Linked DNA regions of Homo sapiens: regions 2, 3 and 4 are each linked to region 1. A link is a contact called in ENCODE Hi-C or POLR2A ChIA-PET data. All regions are on one chromosome and are shown on one strand. Each heading gives the region's core, a stretch centred on a gene start or an enhancer-like site at or near the end of the contact. The rest is flanking DNA. Distances are from core to core; before and after follow the strand shown. Region 1 holds the start of TUBGCP6 (tubulin gamma complex component 6). Region 2 holds the start of MAPK8IP2 (mitogen-activated protein kinase 8 interacting protein 2). Region 3 holds the start of CHKB (choline kinase beta). Region 4 holds the start of PIM3 (Pim-3 proto-oncogene, serine/threonine kinase).

Region 1 (2,945 bases), core at 177-2,676:
GACAGAGTGAGACACTGTCTCAAAAAAAAAAAAAAAAAGAAGAAGAAGAAGAAGAAGAAAGGTCACAGGAAGCATTTTCCAAACCCCGAGAGAGATGAAAGAGGAAAAACTAAACATTCTACCTTAATAGCCAGCCCAGAGAGGTCCGCATTGTCTGGCACGGGGGGCAGGCCCAGTCGGACGTCCATGTCATAAGTGCGGCTGTGCACAAGGGCCCCGAAGAGCGAGACCCGGGTGTCTCTCTCGAACCTGTCACCACAAGGGTCACCAAATGAGAAGAGCCCGACGGTGGGCAGGCCAGTGCCTGGAGCAGCCTCCATAACCTGAAGTGTTTCCTGGATCATGCTGTGACACAAACACTCTTCTCTGGAGATCAGAGACTGAACGTCCATCTCAAACACACTCAGGTCGTCGCAATCATAGCCGCTGTACGGAACGTTTCTCCCCACATGCTTGTTGTTAAGGAAGTAGTCTCGTTTTCTCGGCAGAACTTGAGGGGGACCACTCCCTGCCAGCTGAACCAGGAGGTCCAAAACAGACCCCACCTCCAAAAGCGGACAGCAAGGGGCTGCTTCCAGCTCCTCCACAAGCTCCTCCAAACGGTCGGCCTTGGGGCCCAGGCCACCCACTCTCAAGTCAAAGGACAACATGAGGATCTTGTTTCTCGCTGGTAGTTTTGACATGTCAGGCTGCAGCTGTTGAGTCTCATCTTGAAAAAGATTTGTGAAAAGAGCATTGTAGGCCACCTTCTTGAGGCTCCGCTTTGCCCTCTTCCGGTTCACACTGCGCTGGCCCAGGTGAGTCTTGGCAGCCGGCAGGAGGGCCTCACACAGGTCGTCGAACAGCTGCGTGATGCTGGCCATGCCCCTTCTCAGCTCCGGGCCCCCGGCGTGTGGGAAAACACCTCACCCGGGCTTCACTCACGCTCCGGAAGACAGGGAGTGAGAGAGGGTCCGAAGAGGCTGAATGACAGGCGGCCTCTCCAATGCCGAAGCTCAGAACTGGTATTTTTTAAAGGAGGTCTTGCGGTTGCTCTACTCAGAGTAAACACGCCCTGCCCTCCCCAGTCCAAGCACGCTGCCCGGCGCCCGGCAGCCCACCAGAAGCCAGCTCGGCGTTTCTTCTAATTCAGTAGCCCTCAACCTTTAGGGAGTCACAGAACCGTGGCAAAACCGAAGAACGAAACGCGCGCCCGCGCAGTACAGCGGACGAACTCGGCTTTGCACCCGTTCTTCGGGACCCACGAGAGGAGACGGCCAGGAGAGGGTGCCACTCCGAGGGTCGTGGGCAGCGGAGAGTCTGGGGGCTCAGCCGGGTGGGTCCCGGGTTCTGGCCTGCACGTCCACCCGTTCTCCAGGCCTCACCCGTGGAAAGTGCCCACGGCTGCCGCTCTCGCCGCCTCCGTCGCGTCACAGCCGCGCCAGTGTGAAGAGCACTAGGGCGGGCGCGCCGGAAATACGTCACGGGAACGCCGGCAGCGCGTGAAGTTGGTGAGGCCTGGGCCGCGGCATACTTCCGGCCTGAGTCCGGCACCGCGGGTGAGAGACCGAGGCCGAGCGTGCTCAGTAAAGGAGGCAGAGCCAGCGTTTCGTTTGAGCGATGTTTACTAACGGCGCAAGGGCGGGGAGCGAAGCGCAGCGGGGCGCAGGGGCCGGAACGGGACCGAGCGTGGGTTGCATGGGCCTCGATGGGACGGGCCGGGGCGCGATGGGTGGGGCGGGGGCGAGGTGAGGTGAGGGGTGGAGCGGGGGAAGCACGGGTGGGAGAGGGCGGGGCGCGGGGATTGGGAGTGGGCGGGGTTCCGTGCCCCAGAGTCGAGGGAGCCGTGGGCTTGGGGTCCGGATCGCGGCCGCGGGGCGCTGGCGTGCGGTGTCATTTCTGCGGTGTAAATGCTCCCACCTTGGCCGATTTCAAGCCACCAGGTGAGGATGGCACTACAGGAGGAGCCGAGAAGAGGCGCGCAGTTGGCCTCCGGCGCTGGAGCTGGTTCAGGGCACTCCCCTGCCCTGCCCTCCCCACCGATCTGTGCGGCAGAGCCAGGCCCCAGGGCAGGGCCATGCCTCCGCAGTCAGCCTCACCTGCAACATCTTCCACTGAGGCTCCAGCTGCCCTCTCAGGTACATCAGGGCCTGGACGTCCTCTGGGGAGGCCACAGAGGAAGGGCCTAGGCTAGGAGGTGCCTCTCCATTCAGCACCCGGGCCAGGATCCCTGCTAGCTGGGGTGTGGAGTTCTGGACCAGGGGCGAAGACGGAAGCAGTCACTGGTCCTTTCCCTCGTCCCACCCCGCAGCACCTCCACCCTGCCCAGCTTACCTCCTCCAGGAGGGCCAGGACTCGGCCCCCTGCCAGCCCCCGAAGCATTGCAGCCAGGAGTGCAGCGTGGGGGCCCTGCAGGCCATGGCCAGGCCCCAGCGCCACCAGCACCAGGTCAGGCTGGAAGCCATAGGCCAGGGGCAGCACCAAGCCCAAGATGCAGCTCAGGAAACCACCGGTCATCTGTGGGGACAGCAGAGCCCAGCTCCTCATCTACGGACACCTGCTGGCTCTGGCCTCCCAACCTCCCAATCTCAGGGCCCCTGGAGTAGGAGCAGGGAGACAGGAAGGACCAGAGGCCTGCTATCATGACAATGCCAGCAAACAGCAGCTGTACACATCCATGGGCTCCCCAGCACCTGCCTTGCCGCGTGGCATGGTCACTCACCACTGGCAGTGGCGTGGAGACATGGAACATGGATAGGGCAGCCGCCTCCTTGCCCCTGATGTTCAGCCACAGACTCCTCCTTCCAGGACACAGGTGCATAAGTGTAAGGCCCTGCTCACCCTCCTGAGCCCAAACCGCAGAGGCAGAGGTGGAAGAGCATTCACGGGGCCATGGGCAGGGGTGCTGTGACTGCTGAGCCTCTGTGCTGGAGACCCACCTGGCATTGCCTCCAGCAGCCCTTCTC
Region 2 (2,945 bases), core at 298-2,797, 360 kb after region 1:
AGCCTGGGCAACAGAGCAAGTTCTGTCTCAAAAAAAAAAAAAAAAAAAAAAAAAAAAAAAAAAAAAAGAATTTTCCGCAGAACTAAGACATAAAGAAATCTTAGGGCACATAACTTTCATCAAGGGGGAAAAGGGATTGCGCTTTTGTTGAAATGCCAGCCTCCTTCTTTAGCCAATATTTAGCCAGGTGCTGTGGTTCACACCTGTAATCCCAGCACTTTGGGAGGCTGAGGCCAGAGGATAGCTGAGCCCAGGAGTTTGAGACCAACCTGGGCAATACAGAGAGAGCCGGTCTCTCTCTCTCTCTTTTTTTTTTTTTGAGACGGAGTCTTGCTCTTGCCAGGCTGGAGTGCAGTGGCGCAATCTCGTCTCACTGCAACCTCCGCTTCCCGGGTTCAAATGATTCTCCTGGCTCAGCCTCCCAAGTCGCCGGGACTACAGGCGCCCGCCACCACGCCCGGCTAATTTTTTTGTATTTTTAGTAAAGACGGGGTTTCACCATGTTGGCCAGGATGGTCTCTGGTCTCGATCTCTTGACGTCGTGATCCACCCGCCTTGGCCTCTCAAAGTGGTGGGATTGCAGGCGTGAGCCACCGCGCCCAGCCACCGGTCTCTATTTTAGAAAGAAAAAAAGTGTCCTGCAGTCTCTCCCTAGTTCTGCGCCCTCAACCCTGATCTCCCGCCTCCTCCCACAGCCACCGTCTCGAGCTCAGCTTCAACCATGGCCCTCCCCACAGGGCTCCATCCCAAGCCAGAGCGGGTCAGTTCCCTACACAGGGCCCAGCAACACGGTGCCCAAGAAAAAGTGTTTCCAGTGGGACGCATGTCGCCTCCGTGGGTGCTAACTTCTCCCAGTGCCCGTCGGTACGTCCGTCCGGCTGTGCAGTCTCTACTGAGTGCTCAAAGTCCACTTTTAGCCCCAGCCAGCATCCTCTGAGTACCTTGTGCTCGATTCTGAATCCAGCCCTGCTCGGCGACCCTCGTGCAGACGTCCCCGTGCAGCCCCGGTCAGCACCCCGTGGGGACAGCTCCGATCAGCACCCGACGGCGGACAGCTCCTCCCGCGCCTCCCGCCTCGCCCGCCACCCCGCTCCGGGCCGCACCCGGGTTAGGGTTCCTGGGGGGATCCTGGGCGCGGCGGCGCAGCTCCCGGGGCCGCCCCGGCCTCTCGCCCAGAGGAAACAGCCCACGGCGAACCCGAGGCCCGCGGACCCCGGCGCTGCCTCCTCGGCCTCCCGCCCCGCGCGGGTCCTCCAGGGCGGGGCCCGACGCCCACCCGCCCGCCCCTTCCCTCCCGCCCCTCCCCGGGAAAAATCCTCATCGCACGCCCGGCCCTTCCCCAACCAGCGCCCGGCAGTGAAGCCGCCGCCTCTCCTCCAACCAGCGTCCCCGGCCGCGTCCCTCCCCCGCCTCCCCCGCCGCCCTCCCCGCGCCGCCGCGGAGTCCGGGCGAGGTGCGCGGGGCGGACGCCGCAGGGCGTGTCACGAGGTGAGCGGGGCGGGCCGAGCGCCGGCGCGGGGCGCGGCGAGGCTCCCGCACCCCCCGCCGCAGTCGCGGGCCTCTCCCGGAGAAGATGGCGGATCGCGCGGAGATGTTTTCTCTCTCCACCTTCCACTCGCTGTCGCCGCCGGGCTGCAGGTACCCCCCTCGGCGCCCGGGCCGGGCGGACCCTCCGCTCCCTGCGCACCCCCCCGACCCCGACCCGGCCCGGACCCCCGTCCCCGCCGCCCCAGCCCCGCCGCCGGCGCGGACCCGGCCCCGGCCCCCTGCGGTCCCTGAGCCTCGGCTCGGGCGCCCCACCCCCACCCCGCTCCCACTCCCTCCATCTTCACCGCGCGTCCCCAGCCTCAGTGACCCCCGGGCCCCGCCGGGATTCTGAGCCGCGCCCGGCCTGGACGGCTGACCTGTCAAGGGTGGAGGCCCTGGGCCGACCCTCTGCGGGGGAGGATGCGGGCGGGATGCGGGCACACCCTCCCGGCGCGGCGTGTCCCGGTGGCCTTGGCCTCTTTCAGTGGACGCCAGACCTGGCCGATAGGGCCCGGCCGGGAGAGAGTGGAAATCAAGCCCGGAGCCCTGCGGGAAGGGACTGGGGTTGGGAGGACGCTGGGCCTCTGGGTTTAGGCCTCACTCCGCCGGAGAGGGGGAGACAAACAGGCCAGACTCTCTTCCCAGAGCAGGAGCGACCCCTCCCCATCTGCCGCTGCCGCGTTGCAGCTCCCCCTCCCCTGCTCTGCAAGACCCTGACCCCAGGGGCCTGGAGCTGCGAGTGGAGGGAGGAGAGGCTGCTGGCTCTCCAGGGAGGCGGGGTGGGAGGGGTGGGGGCAGGGTTGGCTCCTCCGGGCAGGCCTGGCTCAGATGGGGGAGGGGATCCACAGGCGAGCAGAGCTTGGGGGTCAAGATGATGGCAGGATGTGTTCCGAGAGCTGGGGGCTGTGGAAACCACTGGGTGTAGGAGCTGACGCCTCCCTCTGCCCCTCCTCAGGGCCAGTTGCCAGGCAGGGAGTCCAGGGTTGGTGGCTCTCTGACCCTGGTCTCCTTTCCAGGCCTCCCCAGGACATAAGCCTGGAAGAATTTGACGACGAAGATCTGTCTGAGATCACTGATGACTGTGGCCTGGGCCTCAGCTACGACTCAGACCACTGTGAGAAGGTGGGAGAAGAGTTGGGGACACAGATCCAGCTCAAGGGAGGGCCTCATTAGGTTCTTCTTAGCGTTCACTTGGGGTTTTAGGGTGGGTGTGAGCTCAGCCTTGAACCGGGGACTCCTCTGATGGCTCCTCCCCACTTAACCCTTGAGGTTTCCTTGGTATCAACTCTCTCTTATTCCAACACATTGCAGGCCTCCACGCAGGGCCTTCCCCAGCATTCTCCCCGACCCCATCGGTGGCCAGCCCGGGGCAGGGAGGTGCTCCTTTGCTTTGGGTGCCCTCTGTCCTCAGATCACTC
Region 3 (2,945 bases), core at 203-2,702, 340 kb after region 1:
CCCTGAGGAGGCTCCTGACTCACCGCTCCATGGTCCCAAACAGCCAGTGGGGCTCCTTGGTGAAAGGCATCTCCATGCCATGAAATTGCGCCATCTTCGTGGCAATGGCTGCTGACAACACTGGCTCTCGAAGCTCTTGAGTTTTCAATGGCCGACTCTGCACCCAGGAAGCTATCAGGGTGGTGATGGGGCTGGGGCAGGAGTGGGAAGGGCTGGGGCAATGAGGGGAAGTCAGGGTTTTGGGGGAAATTCCCTACTTGGGGTGAGGGATGTGGAGGCAGACATTGGGCACTGGGGTAGGGTTAGGGGGTGGAGGTGCCTTGGGGAGGAGAGGGTAGGACTGGGCCCGTACTGGGATGTACTGTTCCAGCCGGCCCTCTGGGAAGACTCCGTACAGCTGGGGCCCCAGCGACCGCTCCGCAAGTATGGCGAACATCACGCTTTCTAGCACCAGGGAGTCCACGCCCTGAAAAAGGATGGACAGCAAAGGGGCCAAGGCAAAGTGGCACAGGGACACACATGAGGGCTCGCCTTCCTCCCACCAGAGCTGCGACTTCTGATCCAATTGCCTGGAGGCTCTGGAGCACAGGCTTTAGCGTTGGTCTATTTTTATTTAGAGATGGGGGTCTCACTATGTTGTCCAGGCTGGTCTCGAACTCCTGTGCTCAAGTGATCCTCTCGCCTCAGCCTCCCAAAGCTCTGGGAATACAGGCCCAGGCTTCGGTGTAATGAGGTGTTACTCAGACCGTGAACCTCGGTGTCCTCAACTGCGCAACGGGAACAATACTACCCGCATCGCGTAAGCGACAGGCCCTAAAGCCACTGGTGCTGCGGCGCTCACACCCCCCTCACCTGCAAGATGGCTCCGTACAGCCGCAGAAGCACCTCCCGGGGCTCCTCGCCAACGCTGGGCAGGTGGTCCGGGAGCGAGCAGCGGAAGAGCAGGTTGCTGAGGCCTCCGCTGCAGACCCACACCAGGCGCGCTCAGCCCGCGGCCGGCCCTACCTGCCGCGGCCCCGGCCCCCTCCCGGCCAGGCCGGCCCCGCCCCGCCCCAGGCGCGGGCGCAAGAGGGGGGCGAAAACATGGAGCATCCTGAGGGCCCCGCGGCTGACCCCTGACCCCGATCCGCGCACCGGAGAGGCTGACCCCTGACCTCCCACCTCACGGGGTAAACCCTCAGCTCCTCGGGCTGCACTCGGCGCCAGGCCCCGCCCAAGTACTCCCGGCACCATTGGTAGGCTCGGCGCTCGGCGTCACGCGACAGCGACGAGGCGCGCCGCCGTTTTGGGGTAGTGTCCGGGCACTTAGACTGCTGCAAGCCGTCTTTGGCCAGGCAGCCGCCAACAGCCCCGCTTCCGGCCACAGCTGTCGCCTCGGCCGCCATGGCGCGGGCTCGACCGGGCCCCAGGCCAGGCTGCGCTCCGCTCCCTTCGGACGGGCTCGGTTCCTTCCGGCCGCGCTCGGCTCCTCTTCCGGCCGGCCTGGGCTTCTCCGGTCATACTCGGGTCTCTCCGGCTCTATTCGGCTCACGGCTGCGGCGCTCGGCTCTCTCCGTGCCCCGGCCCGGGGGCTCTTTCCGAAGGCCGAATTCCGCAGATCTCTGCCGGGCCCCGCCCCTATGGGCAAGGACCAATGGTCTCTCTCTGGGCGGGGCTGCTGTTGGACGGCCTGGGCCAATCCGAGGCGCCGGAGGCCAATCAGTTGGCGGAGCGGCGCGTGCGCGGGCGAGGAACTGCCCGGGCGCGGTAGCGTACGGGAAGACCGGAGAGGAGCTGCGTCTCTGCCCCGTGGGAGCCGGCGGGGCGGCGGGGCGGCGGCTGCAGCTGCAGCTCCGGCGCGAGGGCTCCCTTGCCGGGCCCTCTTCCCCGACCCCTGGGGCGCTCCGACAAGGAAGAGCCGTCCAGCGCGCGTCCGTCCTGAGCGTGGGTGAGGCCTGGAGGAGGCGCGCGCGCTAGGCAGGGCCGCACAGCGCGGGCAGAGTGCGGGATGCGGGCACCCGGTGGGTACGCAGTAAACATTTGCTGAAGGAATGTGACCCTTGGGACAGTTCCGATGACTCCAGTTGCATAAATGCCCAGTCTACACGGGGACTCCCTGGCCGGTAGAGCCGCACCTCTGAATGAGGAGTCTTTTGCTGCCCCGCTTGAGATGCGCGTCTTCATTCATTCCCCTCTCCCCCTATCCTCCTCGTCTCCTCCAGGCCTAGAACCAATTACAGAGTCAAACCCAAGAGCCGAAGAAAGTGAAGACTCGCAGCTTGCCGCAGCCCCCTCCTCGGCCTGCGCACCTCCCATTGAGGGCGTCCTGATTTAAACGCGTGCCTCCTGCATTTCTGCTTCTGCCCCAGGCTAGAGCGGCGACCAGGAACGCTGGACCCACAGAGATCTGTGGCAATGTCTGTCGAACCATGGTGTTCTTTGGGGCATCTGACTAGAGTATTGTTTGATAACCAGAAAGAAATCAAAAATTGGTGATCACAAGGCTAATGTCACTTTTGCTGCAGTGGAAAATCATGATCATTCTGTTTAAATCTGAGTCAGTTTTGAGACCTAGAGCCCATTAATTGACAAGGAGGCTTGGTTCCTCTCAGGAAGGATCTTACAATACCAGCATCTGAGCATATACCAAGAAATATTCCTCCAATCCTTCCCTAAAGGGACCTAGAGCCACTTTAAAAAGTAACTGGTCCGGGCGTGGTGGCTCACGCCTGTACTCCCAGCATTTTGGGAGGCCGAGGCGGGCAGATCACTTGAGGTCAGGAGTTTGAGACCACCCTGGCCAACATAGCGAAACCCCGTCGCTACTAAAAATACAAAAATTAGCCGGGTTTGGTGGCTTGTGCCTGTAATCCCAGCTACACGGGAGGCTGAGGCGTGACAATCCCTTGAACCCAGGCCTTGTTGCCGCGAGCCACTGCACTCCAGCCTGAGCGACAGAGTCAGAC
Region 4 (2,945 bases), core at 124-2,623, 280 kb before region 1:
GCCTGGGCCAGTCCCGAGAGCCACAGCCTCAGAAGAGCTGAACAGGGGAGTGGTGTGTGAGTGGTCAGCGCAGGGACAGCGATGGTGACTGTATAGAGATGAGAGGTCAGACTTAGGGGAGGCTGGAAGCTCCGAGGCAAGTGTGTGTGCGCGCTGACGGTCACACCAGACCGCCCGGGGATGTCTGCCACAATATTTAGACCCCTGAGGGCCACTGAGAACGCCTGGCAGTGCCAAGAGGACCAGCCCCTGGGCCCTCTGGCCCCCAACTCTCAACCCACTAGCCCTGGGGCTGGCGGGTGGCCACTCACGTCCTGGAACCCTGAGCTGCTCTCAGGCCGGTGACTTTGGACCAATGTTGGCAATCTGTGGGTTTGCACCAAACCACACAGGTGAGTCAGACTTCTGTACAGAGAGCAGGGAAGGGGCACGACAGGGTGAAGTCCAGACCAGGGCAATGTGTACCCCGGCTGTTCAGCCTTTGAGTGCGGCTGTCGCAGCAATCAAGGTGGGCTCCCTGGTGGAGGTGGACAGCAGCTGCTGGAGAGCCCGGAGGGCAGCCAGGACCGTGTCAGACGGCAGGAGTCGGGCGGGGCCACTCCAGGCACCGGCCAGCAGGGCAGAGGTACCAGGGAGGGCCCTCGGGCTGCGGGCGTGAGGTCAGAGCCCAGGGTGAGGAGGAAGCATCTCCAGCCAGGTGCGCTCTCGGCCCCCGCCGGGGCTGCGAGGCTGGGGGCGCTGCCGCTGCGAGGGCTTCCAGAGGAGCCGGCGCTACCTCCCCGCGCGCCCGGCCACGTGCGCGACGGGATGCGCAGACAGCCGGGGACGCAGACTGGCGGCGTGTGTCACCTCGAGGCCGCGGGACAAGCGCAGGTCGCCTCCCGCACTCCCACACCCCCAGGAACCCTGCTCGGGGCCGGCGGGTGACCTTCCTAGGCACTGCTGGGGGCGGAGCCAGGAAACGGCTCGCCCCGCCATTGGCTGGGGCGCCGGATTTCTTTAAAAACTCCGGCTTCCATTGGCTCGTGCAGTCCCTCCTCGTTCTGCCCGAGGCGCCACGGCCGCCACCCGCGCGGGCACTGCGCCTGCGCGGAGTGAGAGCGTGAGCGCGGAGAGCGGACCGACGCGACACGCCGTGCGCCTCCGCGGCTGCGCTACGAAAACGAGTCCCGGAGCGGCCCCGCGCCCGCCGCACCCGGCCCTCGCCCGCCCGAAGACAGGCGCCAAGCTGCCCCGCCGTCTCCCCAGCTAGCGCCCGGCCGCCGCCGCCTCGCGGGCCCCGGGCGGAAGGGGGCGGGGTCCCGATTCGCCCCGCCCCCGCGGAGGGATACGCGGCGCCGCGGCCCAAAACCCCCGGGCGAGGCGGCCGGGGCGGGTGAGGCGCTCCGCCTGCTGCGCGTCTACGCGGTCCCCGCGGGCCTTCCGGGCCCACTGCGCCGCGCGGACCGCCTCGGGCTCGGACGGCCGGTGTCCCCGGCGCGCCGCTCGCCCGGATCGGCCGCGGCTTCGGCGCCTGGGGCTCGGGGCTCCGGGGAGGCCGTCGCCCGCGATGCTGCTCTCCAAGTTCGGCTCCCTGGCGCACCTCTGCGGGCCCGGCGGCGTGGACCACCTCCCGGTGAAGATCCTGCAGCCAGGTACGCGCGGGGCCGGCGGGGCCGGGGCCGGGGCCAGGGCGGGGACCGGGGGCGCCCCGGGCCGCACCAACCCCGCCCGCGCCTCCCTGCAGCCAAGGCGGACAAGGAGAGCTTCGAGAAGGCGTACCAGGTGGGCGCCGTGCTGGGTAGCGGCGGCTTCGGCACGGTCTACGCGGGTAGCCGCATCGCCGACGGGCTCCCGGTGAGTCGGACCGCCGGGCGGGCCCGGGTTTCTCGCGCGCCTTGCGCCTCGCTTGGCCCGGCCTGACCCCCGCGTCTCCGCAGGTGGCTGTGAAGCACGTGGTGAAGGAGCGGGTGACCGAGTGGGGCAGCCTGGTAAGTTGGGGCACGGGCGGCGGCGGCGGCGGGGGGCGGGCGCGGGGCTTTTGCTGACCGCCGTGTCCCCCAGGGCGGCGCGACCGTGCCCCTGGAGGTGGTGCTGCTGCGCAAGGTGGGCGCGGCGGGCGGCGCGCGCGGCGTCATCCGCCTGCTGGACTGGTTCGAGCGGCCCGACGGCTTCCTGCTGGTGCTGGAGCGGCCCGAGCCGGCGCAGGACCTCTTCGACTTTATCACGGAGCGCGGCGCCCTGGACGAGCCGCTGGCGCGCCGCTTCTTCGCGCAGGTGCTGGCCGCCGTGCGCCACTGCCACAGCTGCGGGGTCGTGCACCGCGACATTAAGGACGAAAATCTGCTTGTGGACCTGCGCTCCGGAGAGCTCAAGCTCATCGACTTCGGTTCGGGTGCGCTGCTCAAGGACACGGTCTACACCGACTTCGACGGTGAGCGCGGGCGCGGGGCAGGGAACGTTCCGGGGGCCTTGCCGGCGGGTTAACGCCTGCAGGGGCGGCACATGGAGGGGCTGATGACTGTTGGGCGGCCGCGCGCCCTGGGTCTGCTCTCGTGGGGAGCAGAGGCCCACGCGCTACCCTGGGGAGGGCTGAGCGAGGGATCAAGAGCGGGATCGTGCTGGGTGGGGGCTAGGGGCGCGCTCAATATTGCTTCCTCCATCGCGTTGGGGGGTACGGGGCCTCTTGCCCCGGTGTGGGAGGCGCGTGACATCCTTCCGGCCCGAGAGACCCCCGGCTGGGGGCGGTAGCGGAGGAGTCTCCGTGCGTGACGCAGGGCGCAGCCGGGCTGGGTCTGCGCCGGGAGCCTGGAGGCCCCCGCGGCGCGGTTGGAGTGGCGGGGCCTCCCCTGCGTGGGGGCGGGAGCTGCGTGCGTGCGGAGCGCGGGGGCGCGGCGGCAGAAATCCCCGCATTGCGGAGCTTGGGGAAGCCGGGGCTCCCCGCCCGCCCCTCCCTCCTCCCTCCC

What was found. Hi-C counts contacts between places; a loop is a spot of excess contacts on that map. ChIA-PET counts read pairs that join two places held with the same protein, here RNA polymerase II (POLR2A). Pooled maps may share reads with other maps.
Region 2: a loop to region 1 is called in a map with no recorded cell type, with 2.7 times the contacts of the local background. The contact joins the promoter of MAPK8IP2 here to the promoter of TUBGCP6 in region 1. A Hi-C loop is called at or near these places in 5 of 168 maps with a recorded cell type or tissue (GM12878, Right ventricle myocardium inferior, adrenal gland and 2 more), 2 of 37 single-sample maps with no recorded cell type and 4 of 50 pooled maps.
Region 3: a map of CD8-positive, alpha-beta T cell shows a loop between it and region 1 (6-fold over the local background). The contact joins the promoter of CHKB here to the promoter of TUBGCP6 in region 1. A Hi-C loop is called at or near these places in 3 of 168 maps with a recorded cell type or tissue (B cell, CD8-positive, alpha-beta T cell and OCI-LY7), 4 of 37 single-sample maps with no recorded cell type and 14 of 50 pooled maps. POLR2A ChIA-PET finds 5 or more read pairs at or near these places in 1 of 52 experiments (CD4-positive, alpha-beta T cell).
Region 4: a map of posterior vena cava shows a loop between it and region 1 (8-fold over the local background). The contact joins the promoter of PIM3 here to the promoter of TUBGCP6 in region 1. A Hi-C loop is called at or near these places in 2 of 168 maps with a recorded cell type or tissue (gastrocnemius medialis and posterior vena cava) and 10 of 50 pooled maps. POLR2A ChIA-PET finds 5 or more read pairs at or near these places in 7 of 52 experiments (BJ, HEK293, HepG2 and 4 more).

What each region holds. Positions count from the first base shown.
Region 1 is chr22:50,243,597-50,246,541 of GRCh38, forward strand. It overlaps TUBGCP6 (tubulin gamma complex component 6), which reads right to left and starts at 1,427. Exons shown (of 25, transcript NM_020461.4): 1 at 123-1,427. The coding sequence starts at 863. It overlaps HDAC10 (histone deacetylase 10), which reads right to left. Exons shown (of 20, transcript NM_032019.6): 17 at 2,702-2,780; 18 at 2,314-2,496; 19 at 2,079-2,231; 20 at 1,587-1,934. The coding sequence ends at 1,911. RefSeq lists enhancers at 16-946, 520-799, 1,210-1,259 and a silencer at 1,730-1,799.
Region 2 is chr22:50,599,246-50,602,190 of GRCh38, forward strand. MAPK8IP2 (mitogen-activated protein kinase 8 interacting protein 2) reads left to right here and starts at 1,548. Exons shown (of 12, transcript NM_012324.6): 1 at 1,548-1,638; 2 at 2,544-2,649. The coding sequence starts at 1,574. RefSeq lists a silencer at 958-1,137 and an enhancer at 1,927-2,427.
Region 3 is chr22:50,581,397-50,584,341 of GRCh38, forward strand. CHKB (choline kinase beta) reads right to left here and starts at 1,453. Exons shown (of 11, transcript NM_005198.5): 1 at 1,162-1,453; 2 at 853-961; 3 at 353-466; 4 at 24-157. The coding sequence starts at 1,385. CHKB-CPT1B (CHKB-CPT1B readthrough (NMD candidate)) reads right to left here and starts at 1,603. Exons shown (of 30, transcript NR_027928.2): 1 at 1,162-1,603; 2 at 853-961; 3 at 353-466; 4 at 24-157. CHKB-DT (CHKB divergent transcript) reads left to right here and starts at 1,630. Exons shown (of 4, transcript NR_110536.1): 1 at 1,630-1,927. RefSeq lists silencers at 950-1,149, 1,480-1,569, 1,600-1,999.
Region 4 is chr22:49,959,399-49,962,343 of GRCh38, forward strand. It overlaps PIM3 (Pim-3 proto-oncogene, serine/threonine kinase), which reads left to right and starts at 1,374. Exons shown (of 6, transcript NM_001001852.4): 1 at 1,374-1,634; 2 at 1,727-1,836; 3 at 1,920-1,970; 4 at 2,044-2,413. The coding sequence starts at 1,550. RefSeq lists silencers at 347-406, 547-826, 867-1,506, 1,557-1,706, 1,847-1,896 and 2 more.